2 separate regions of the Homo sapiens genome follow, and region 2 is linked to region 1. A link is a contact called in ENCODE Hi-C data. All regions are on one chromosome and are shown on one strand. The core of a region is the stretch at or near the end of the contact, and the rest is flanking DNA. Distances in the headings are between cores, read along the strand shown. Region 1 holds the start of EPIST (esophagus epithelial intergenic associated transcript). Region 2 holds the start of NEUROG1 (neurogenin 1).

Region 1 (5,288 bases), core at 2,032-4,531:
TCTGGGCCCAAACCTCTGGCAGGGCTCCAGGCAGGCACAATAGTCCCTTTATTTGGTGATCTTGATGCCTGCTGTGTAGAAGGAAAAGCCCTCAGACCATTTCAGGTGAAGCCCCATATCCTCAGGGGACCTGAGACCCAAAGAGGAGCTGGGGCTAGTGGGGCCTGCTGGCAGAGTCTGTTCTGCTGGGCCTGGGCAGCACTGAGTGATCAAGGAGTGAGGAGGCAATTGATTGTGAGGAGGCTGTGGCCTGATCTTGGGCGTTGGCTGGGGAAGGGACCTGGACATGCTCTCAATTCTTCCCCAGCTACACTCACTGGCCATTGTCCCAGTCAAGATAGGGGCTTCTTGCACGCTCACAGACACGTCACACATACAGGACAGAAAACAGCACTCTTTCAGGAGTAAGCAGAGGCTTTGTGTTCCCCCAGCTGTGCTATGTGACCTGTGTTTCCCTCAAGGTTAAGGCTTGATCTGCACTGTGCCTCAGTTCCCATGTCCAACACCGGACTCTGCCTGCTGCTTCAGCATCCAGCTCACTTGCTGATGGGACACGAAGAGAGGAGGGAAGGGGGCTTAGTGGAGCTGGAACCATGTGCCCTGTTCCCCACCCCTCCGTGACCACACAAAGCCAGCAATGATTCTCTGATTTTCAAGAATTTTGGAGTTTAGGGTCTTGGCTGGGCTGAGCAGAAGAGCTTGGGCTGTTGTGGGGTTGAAGTAGTCACCATGAGGACCCTTCCTGAAGCCTGGCTCACTAAAAACACCCTGTGCCCAAGAATGGTTTAGTAATGTAATTTGGGAAGGGTGGTTGGAAGGCTCTCAGTGGGGGGGCATCCTTCTACCCACCCACGGGGGCACCGTGCCCTAATCCTTGCTCCCAGAATCAAGGTATTTTAGGAAAAAGGAAGGAATGTGCCATGGCCTGCCACCAGGGCTATCCATGACTCTCTGGGACATTCCAGCCCTAAGCCTCTTAGTCCGTGGAGAAGTTCAAACTTGAAAACCCTGTTTTGGGAGTGCAGGTTTGGACCACCTACCTCTTTCTGCCTGATCTAACACCCCCTCCCCAATAAAAGCTCCCGTTTCTTTGAATACAGCAATTACTGGGTAAGTGGGGAGGAGGGTGCTCAGGTAGGGGCTGGAAAGACCTCACTGGCTCCTTTAGGCTTCCTGGGACCCCAGTCTGAGGCTTCCTGCCAAATGGGGATCCCCAGCCTGTCCCGGGGAGAGCCAGGATGTATTTGAGCAGGACTGCCGCCAGTGAGGCACAGATGGGAGTATGGAACTCAGGACTCTGTGCCGTGGGCCGCTCAGTCAGCGGCTGGTAGGACCCATGGCTCTACCCGGCCCATCTCTCACCTAAGTCCATGGACGCTGTCTGGTTCCTGAGAATGGCTGAGCTGTGGGGAAGAAGACTAGGAAGGAGGTAGCAGCTGGTCGCACAACTGGGGAGCAGAGGGGCAACTTATGGATGCACCATAGCCTCCTCCTCCCAGCGGCTGCTTTCATGGGAGAAGAGCACCCTGAGCCTGTCTGGAGGCCTCTGCATCCTAGAGTCCAGACAGCCTGGTCTCCAAGCCCCAGCCCACCTCTTTTCCTTTCCCTGGAAGAGATGCGGGAGGCCGAAAGCAGCCCCGGGAAAGGGCACGGGGACAGCAAGTCTCCTGTGCTGCCCCTGCTGCCTGTAGCTTTTGCCCTGACTACCGTAGACCTGAACCCTAGACCTGAATCCTCCCCCAGTGGACAGCAACCTGGGATTTCCTCCCTCTGGCCCTGGTGGCTTTCAGAGGTCACAGGGATGTCAAGAGAATTTGTGTTTTTCAGAATTTAGTTTTTCAGAAAAGTGGACTAAATATTTGTAGATTCGGGGAATTCCTAAATCGGAAAAGCTTGGGACCCGGATTCCAGCCTGGGGTTCCCATTACTGCGATCCCGGCTTTGGGGCCCTGCCTTTGCCGCGGGAGAATAGGCTCCAATTTACGAAGCTGGTCAATTTCAGAAATCCGAGACCCGGTTCTTGAGAAGCGACTGCGTGCTCCGGGACCCTGCGTCAACAACCAAACCTGGGAGAAGCCGCGGGAATGTCTTTATTGGACGTTACGAAGGGAATTGGGGTTTCTCTCCTGGGAAGAAAAAGCCCGACCTGTGCCGGCGAGAGCAGGCTGCCTTGGGCTGGGGGCACCTCCGAGCGCTGCGGCGGGACGTCGGGGTCCGGGGCGAAGAGAGCCAGGGCGCGGACCGACGTCTGCTGCTTTTCTGCGGCATTGCTGCCCGAACGAACGAACGAACGAACGAACGAAGCGGTTTCGTTTAGGAAAAATACCCTCTTGACGCGAAGCCACGGCTGAAGTCCCGGGCCACGCAGAGGGGCCAGCAATTCCATGGGTGGTGGGGCCCTCCATCCCTGGACGCAGCGGGGAGCAGCGGGCGGCCCTCTCTCCTGCCCACTTCTCCTGGGGGTGGGGGAGCCCTGTGTCACCCGACGCTGCGAGGGGCTGCCACGGGCTTCTCAGGTTGTGCCCTTCGCGGGGCCGTGGCCCGTGCCCCCGAGGCTGCTACCCTCTTGAGGTGCCCGGAGCCAAAGCAGAGGGTTGATCCCGCCGGTTGGGTGAGGTAGCACCCGGTGACGGCGGCTATGACTGTGCCCTGGGCGCAGGAACGAGCTCCTCGCGCTGCCTCGAAGGCTCCTGACCTTCCGCGCCTTGCGCTGTCCCGCGCCGCCGGGTGGACCCACACACGCCAGGAGCAAACTGCGCAGGACTCGGCCGCCACCTCCCTGCGCCCCTCCACCGCGGAGACCCTGCGCCCCTAGCCCAGCGTCTCTTACCCCACCTGGGCAGCGCTGCGTCTGCGGCTCGTGGGCTCCGGGCTCGCCCGCCGCGGACTCTGGCTCAGGTTTCGGCTCCGGCTGGGGCCCCGGATCCAGCTCTGGCTCTGGCACTGCACGGTTCTTCGGCCCCTGCTGGTTCGCTACATCCCAGCGCGCGAGGCCGGGGCTTCCTCGGCTCGGCCCGCTCCTCCCGCCGCCGCCGCCCGTCGCCCGCGGGGAAGGCGGGGACACTGGCCGGGAGGCGGGAAGGGTGGGGGGAGGGGAAGCTAGGTGTTCGCCGGGACCTGCGGGGAGAGGGGCGGCGCGCAGTCCCGCCGGCTAGGGGTCCTGGCCTCCCTCGGGGCGTAGGCTGGGGTCCGCGCGGCTGGCGGCCGGGCCTCGAGGCCGGGGAGCGCGCCCTGGGACCTCCGTGGAGGGGCCCTGCCGCATGCGGACGAAGCCAGAGCGGGTCCCAGCCTGGCCCTGGGGCACTTTCTCTCCCTGGGCCCAGTTTCCCACCTGACTCGTGAGGGGCTGGCCCTACTTCCGTTTAGACGGGGGCTGGTGGTCGAGTTTGGGGTTTTGAGATTGGACCTTTCTTCTTTCTGCTCAGCCTGCGGGAGGGAGCTGGTCTTGCGTGTTGGCAGGGAGAGTCCGCTGCCCAGAGCGTGGCAGCCAGGGAGGTTTGAGGACAGACCCCAGGTTTTCTGTGTTTGGGGGTAGGGGGTGTTAGGGTGGGGCAACCGCCCGACCTGCCCTGGTTGGGGGAATTGCCTTCTTCCCTCTCCTCAGGGGCTGGGCTGGTGAGGAAAGGGCACACCAACCCCTCAGGACAGACACTTCTGGGGCCCCTTGTCCAACCCCTATGCCTGCACATCCCCCAGCGACCATCCTGCTGCGGGCCTGCGAACGGTGACGCCTCCACCCCTGTGGCCCCGCAGGCCGTTCCTGGCTGGCTGCCGCTGGGAGACGGGCTGGACGCAAGGGAACTGGGAGCCTGTCCTTTGCCCACCCTCAGGCCACAGGGCTCCCCAGCGTTGCCTCGTGGCCAGATAACCCTGTGCGCGAAGCCTCATGGTGGAAACCAGTTGGCCGAACCTACTCCTGGTACCCCGAAGTGCCCAGCCTGAGCCTGCTTGCTGTTGGGATTATGGGATGGGACCACAGGGCAGGTCGGGCTGTGGCCTGCCTTTCTCAGGGACTGGAGCGGCTAAGCCTGCCCGCCGACGGCCACGGGCTCCAGAGCGACCGTTTCCGGCGCAAGGTGCCGGGAGATGGCAGCGCGGCAGCCGGGCCTGAATCTTTCATGAGATGCAGTCAGCAGCGGCGCCTCCCTGCCTGGTTCTCGCCGACAGCTGCTGCGGGAGAGGCCGCGACCCGCGCCACCTCGGCGTCCTGCTAGTCCGTGCCTCCAGGGCCGCTTGGCCTGGGAACGCAGAGACCCACGACCCCCTCCCCAACCTCCGAAGCGGGAAGCCGGCCCGACCCAAGCTCACAGAGGCCTCGGTGTTCAGGCCCTGCCAGGTGGCCTCTGCACCCTGTCGTGCTGTTCCAGGGACTCCATACCCTCCTCTCAACCCTCGACAGCAGGAACCCCTCTCCAGTGGTGTGTGCAGGGCTCTGTGCACCCAGGGTCGCAAGTTAAGATAACGAGTCCCCGATGCCGGCACTAGCGGACCTGCGCCTGGAGAAAGTGCAGTCTACCAACTTGGACCCTGTGCTGTGGGGAGTTTAGCCCCCTACGTCTACCCCCTCCCATTGACTGCTTTATGTGTAAAATGGCTTGTTGGCGGGTCCAGCCCTAGAGCTGCTAAGCTGAGAAGTTTCTAATCTTGTCTCTGGAATCTTCCTTCCACTCCAAGCACCAGGGGCATCTTTGGGCATAAATGCAGCCGCTGGACCTTACTATGGAGGGCTGCACAGGCACTCCTGGGGTGGCTTTTACTCTGGCGTCTGTAGCAGGAAATCACACCTTCCCCCCTCCCTGCACGCTAGCAATTTTCCAAATTTTGTTCCCATCTCTTGTGAGATTTTCTGCATGCTCTTGTTCCCAGGCAGGGCCTGTGGTGCCAAAAAATGCTGCCTCTGGCACCTGATGGCCTGAGCCAGAATCTTGTCAGTGGCTTTTACTAGTTGTGTGGCTTTGGCAAATAACATAACCTCTCCTAGCCTCAGCTTCCCCATCTGTGAAATGTGAGAATAAGTATTTCTGCTTCTTGGGAAACGGATGGGATAGTGAAGGTGAGGGGTTTGGTCCTGAGTCCTGTGGACAGAGGGGCTGAATGCTAATGGTGATAGCTGCCAGGCTGCTCTTTAAGAGAGTTTGCTCTTGTTTTTGTTTCTTCTTTCCCCACGGTGGTCATGTTGGTTGAGTCTAGGAGGAACAGATCCCTTTTCTGATTTAGTTTATCTGCCCTCATCCCCTGCTTAGGTGCTAGGAAGTTTGGTCCAGGAAAGCTGGGCAGGCTGGTGCGTG
Region 2 (5,288 bases), core at 1,035-3,534, 500 kb after region 1:
GGCAGCTACACACCCCACTCAGGACACCACACCAGCATGATTCATCCCACACCTCACAGCCAGGGTGAACTCGGCCTCAATGGACAACAATTTGGAGGCATTGTTTACAAATTAATTTCCCCCTCTAAATAGGCTGTTATAAGAGTGGACCCTTCTGCTTGCCTAGCCTAGGCCCACCTGTCACTGGGACTTCCTAACCAGTGGTCACACTGTATTGATCTTTTTAATCCCCTCTCTTTGAAACACAGAGCCAGCTGATGTGGAGTTCCTCAAAAGAAAGACTCTCCCACTGCCCCTACCTCAACAGGTAGCTGCGGATCCGGGGCTAATTCCCTACTAAAAAGTCTTAATTGGCTTATGGGGAGCCTGAAAGATCTCCCTTGTGTTTACAAGGTGAAAGGAATGATAGATCCCAAATGCCCTAGTCTGTCTTTATCCATTTCTTGGTGGAAATCAGGTGCGTTTTATTTTTTAATTGTTTTTGAAACAGGAACAGAGGCTTTGGAGGTGAGTGGGATAGTGTTTCACTTTAGTGGTTGAGCCAGCAGGGAAAAGCAAGAAAAGCCCCAGAGACACTAATATTAGGCAAGAAACTTGGCGACTTATTTTTAGTTTTTATTTACATGAAGCGTCTGCAGTACAAAAATGTAAACTTTGATAGCTCATAATAGAATAAACTCTTTATGTACAAAAATACATTTTCATATGAATGAAGCATCTTGAATAAATTAAAGTACTCTCCAGCCCTGTGCCTGAATAGCTAAGCAAGAGTCTCCAGTTCTTCCTAGAGCGAGTCTGCAGTGGTGGGGGTCGGGATCCATAATGCATGAAGCCCACTCCTTGTCTCTGCTTTTTAAGCCTTTTCATTGTATTGTCAGCCGGCTCAAACCGAATTTTCATGCTCGTTTTTCTTCATTAGAGTTCTACAAATTGTAAAATTGACTTTTCACCTCGTCTTCAGGGGCTGATCTGTCCCTTTTCTAAATCACACTGAAGTGGTGGCTGGGGTCAGTTCTGAGCCAGTCACAAAGGAGGTTTTGTGGAGTTCAGAAAGTGCAAAAGGAAAGGCCGTCTAGGGGCGGGCAGGAGGGGCGCTGGGCTGAGGGCCGGAGAAACAGACCAAGAGACATCCGCCGCGAGGGTGCGGCGACCTAACAAGCGGCTCAGGTATCCCCGACTGCTTTAAAGCTCCCGCTTCCTCCCTCCGCCTGGAGAGGGGGTCCCGAGGCGGCAGCTGGGGCCCCATCTATTGCCTGCTGACTAGGGGAGGGGGAAAGTAACAGTGTCTACAAAGGGCCTAGTGGTAAGGAATGAAACAGGGCGTTGTGTGGAGCAAGTCTTTGGGCAGGCTTGGGAAGGAGAAAACAGGGTCGCCGGGGCGGTAGGTGAAGTCTTCGGAGGCGGCTGGGCTACTGGGGTCAGAGAGCGGGGAGGCGGCGGCGGCACCTGAGCCCCAGGACTCCGCGTCGCTGGCGGGGCTTGGGGGACCGGGCAGGCAGGGGACGCACTGCGGCGGCAGGAGGCGCTCCCGGGCACCGCCTCCGGGCAGCCCTTGATCCGCCAGGCGCAGTGTCTCGGCCAGAGCCCAGATGTAGTTGTAGGCGAAGCGCAGCGTCTCGATTTTGGTGAGCTTGGTGTCGTCGGGGAACGAGGGCAGCACGCTGCGCAGTGCGTCCAGGGCCGCGTTCAAGTTGTGCATGCGGTTGCGCTCGCGATCGTTGGCCTTGACGCGCCGGCTCCTGCGCAGCGAGTGCAGCAGCGCCTCGGAGCGGACCCGCGTCCGGCCGCGGCGCCGCCGCCTCTCCTGCTCGTCGTCCTGTGCCCCTGGAACCTCAGACGCCCGGGAGATATTGGGCGCGCCCCTGCGGGCCGGCGCGGGCGGCCCCGAAGCGGAGGCTGCCTGTTGGAGTCTGGCACAGTCTTCCTCGTCGGTGAGGAAGCCGGATAGGTCACTGCCGCTGCTGCTGGCGCAGTCGAGGTCGGAGATGCAGGTCTCAAGGCGGGCTGGCATCGTTGCGCTGTGCAGGACCGACGGACAGATAGAAAGGCGCTCAGAGCGCTGCAGCCCGGACTGAGGGCAGAGCCGCCAGGGCGCACTTACGTTCCCAACAGCCTGGGGTTGTTACTCTGTGCCAGTTGCGGGTGCGAGAGCCTGGAAGGGTGCAGGGGCGCACGGAGAACTTGGCCTGGCCTCCTCGCCTCGCCTGCAGGGGCCACGCGCCCGGCCGGTCTCCTGAGTGATGTCGCCGGCGATCAGATCAGCTCGTGTGAGCACCGAGTGTGGCACACGACTGGCCTCAGGACCCCTTAAGTACCCGGCGCAACAATGGGCGCCCCCCTCCCTTGCCACCTCCGCCCCCGCGGCAGCCCGGGTGAATGGAGCGAGGCGGCAGGTCATCCCCGTGCAGCGCCCGGGTATTTGCATAATTTATGCTCGCGGGAGGCCGCCATCGCCCCTCCCCCAACCCGGAGTGTGCCCGTAATTACCGCCGGCCAATCGGCGGCGTCGCGCGGCCCCGGGAGTCGGCTCGGGCTAAGCTGGCCAGGGCGTCTCCAGGCAGTGAAACAGAGGCGGGGTCGGCGGGCGATTAGCGGCCGAGGCACGCTCCTCTTGGGGCGGGCTGGGCGCCCCTCGCTGGGGTGGGACGGGGAGGCGGGGCGCGAGCGCGAAAGTGTGAGCCGCCCAGTGAGTTGCGGAAACCTGGAGGGTACTTGGAGTTTGGGTTCGCATCCCCTCTCCAGCTGCTTAGTGGTCGCGTGACTTTGGACGAGTAATTTAACTTCCCTGAGCATTGCTTTCCCCACCTGTAAGATGAGACAAAAGTTTACCCTGTGGAGGATGATCAGATATAATGTTTGTGGAACACTAAATGTGCAGCATCCGCTGAACAGGGTGAAAATCATTTTCAAATAGACTGGAGAGTGGCCATGCCAGAGGCACAGGGCGCAGGGCAAGGATAAGTGTCGCTGCTCCGTTCAGGCTGATGAAGAAACGGGAAAGAATCTGACCTTCATCTGGGGAGTGCGAAGAGGAGAGTGGAAAAGAGGATCGGGTGATTTCCCAGGTTGCCTTGAGTCTTGGTCTCACCCTTCCCTTCTTTCCCTTCCCTTCTCCACCCTCCTCCGCACCTCTGCCCACAAGTCACCTCAAGATTCTTAATAAGAATTAATAATATGAGAATTTATATAAATAATAATATGAGAATATAATTATTAATATGAGAATTTCCTTTTCTTTGGCGTTCCTGAAACCTTGCCTGCCCCATGCCCGGAGAAATCCGTTGCACACCGTCTCTTGGAGCCCTGCTTGCAGCCTCTGTGGCCCTCTTCAGGGTGAGCCAGCCAGGGGATCCAGCTCCCCTGGCCCGAGAGAGAGCTGGCCCCTGGAGGGCAGCAGGTGACAGTGGAACCCCTTTCCTCCAAACCCCCTCCCGCCTTCGGTGTCTTAAACTCGCCTATTCCAGCAGGTCTTCCCTCTGCATGTCAGGAGTTACTTTTCTCTTGTCACCTACACTCACCCAGGAGCCACAGGGGCCCAGACATCACCCAACTTTGTACTTGGAGGATAAATAGTAAGGAACAGCACTCGATTATAGGATGAGGGTATTAAAAACAAAATGAGCAGCTTTCAGCAAAGTGCCTGCCCCCCACCTGATATCCAAGTGGTAGCCTCAGGCCGGATGCCTGGCCTGCTGCCATGGGAGCCTAGCTGACTCTTTGGGTTGGGGGGGGATTGGCCCCTTTGAGAAAGGGGGCTGTGTAGTGGCAGTTCCCACCTCGACTCACTGACCAGCGCTTGCCTTCTGGCTCAGGGGACTCTGCCCAGCTGTCCCCTTCCCCGACTGCACCCTGCAGGTACCCCTGATCTCAGTGGAAGGCTAGGACACAGTCATATATAAGGGCTCGAGATTTATTAGAAGTCACAGAAAGTGGCTTCGACCAGCTCACTCAGGAAAGGGCAGTTGTTGGATGGATACGGGGGCTTCTCAAGAACTCAAGGGCTTCGAGGACTTGTGTAAACCAGCAGGAGCCCAAGGGTCCTCTCTCTGCCCCCCACCTCTGTTTCTCTCCCTGTGTCAGCTTCCTTTCTTTGGACTGCCACAACAAAATTCCACAAACTAGGGGGTTTAAGGCAACAGAAGTTCATTCTCTTACAGTTCAAGAGGCCAGAAGTCTGTAAGCAAGTTTTTGGCAGGGATGGCTCCTTTTCGGAGGCTCTGAGAGAAAATCTGTGACATGCCTCTCTTGCAGCTTCTAGTGGTGGCTCCTGGCCATCTTGGCCATTCATTGATTGGCAGCTGTGTCACTCCAATCTCTGCCTCCTTTCTTCATGCGGCCTTCCTCTCTGTGTCTTCTCCTTCTCTGTCTCTTGTAAGGACACTTGTCATTTGATTTAGGGCCCAGCTAATCCAGGATGATTTAATCTTGCAACCCTTGCCTTCATTATATCTGCAAAGATGCTTATTCCAAATAAGGTCCCATTCTGAGATTCTGGGTGGACATATCTTATGGAGGCCCACTATTTCAACCCACTACAACAAATGGTTTTCCAAATTCCTGAATGAGAGAATTGGTTTGGCCAGTGTCACTTTTTTGGCTGACAGGTACGTGAAGAGCTTTCCTGTTGAGAAATTTGAATGCATGAGAACCCCTTCCCCATTCCTAGCAATTAGGGTGTGGCCAAAAGATTTTAGTACAGGCAGTTAGCTGCCCCATTTGCAATTTAGGCTCAGAGCTGGTGACAGTCTAGAGTTCACTTGTGTCATGGCAACAACCCGGGAGAGCCAGTGACCAGTGGTGGAAGAGGTGGCCAGGAACCAGTGGACATCCTGTCTGAACTCTTCCCAGGGCCAGCCCTTGTTCCATCTGTTTTTTGAGCCTGGTTCTCCAGCCTTCCCACTGATTGCATGAGCCCTCCCATAGCGGGCCTTTCGTTAGTGGGGCTTTTCTGCTTCAGATAGCCAGGATTAGTGTCTGCGGTTTCATAAATAAAACACCAAGTTAAATCCTCAGGTTGCTGAAGCATAGAGAATTATCCTTGTATTATTTTGAAGTAATCCATTGGCTATGTTGATTGCCTGTGCTGGGCCAGGCACTGTGCTGGACACTGGGGTGACAGGGGTGATAAACTTGGCTGATGGGTATCATGGGCTCTGAGTCTTGCAAGCCAGGGTTCAGTGCCAGCAGAACCTTTGGAAATTATTCATCTATCCACTGCACCTCATACATGGGAAACTGAGGTGGGAGATGGGGAGGTCTTTTTTCCAGGTTACCCCAGGGATCGCTGG

Evidence for each region. A loop is a pair of places that touch in the nucleus more often than their neighbours do. Pooled maps may share reads with other maps.
Region 2: a loop to region 1 is called in a pooled map, with 6 times the contacts of the local background. The contact joins the promoter of NEUROG1 here to the promoter of EPIST in region 1. A Hi-C loop is called at or near these places in 1 of 168 maps with a recorded cell type or tissue (naive thymus-derived CD4-positive, alpha-beta T cell), 7 of 37 single-sample maps with no recorded cell type and 10 of 50 pooled maps.

What each region holds. Positions count from the first base shown.
Region 1 is chr5:135,036,766-135,042,053 of GRCh38, forward strand. EPIST (esophagus epithelial intergenic associated transcript) reads right to left here and starts at 3,282. Exons shown (of 2, transcript NR_105050.1): 1 at 2,836-3,282; 2 at 2,066-2,456. All of the region lies in intron 1 of PITX1-AS1 (PITX1 antisense RNA 1), which reads left to right.
Region 2 is chr5:135,533,680-135,538,967 of GRCh38, forward strand. It overlaps NEUROG1 (neurogenin 1), which reads right to left and starts at 2,285. Exons shown (of 1, transcript NM_006161.3): 1 at 603-2,285. The coding sequence starts at 2,011. The coding sequence ends at 1,298. RefSeq lists a silencer at 1,860-2,154 and an enhancer at 2,272-2,787.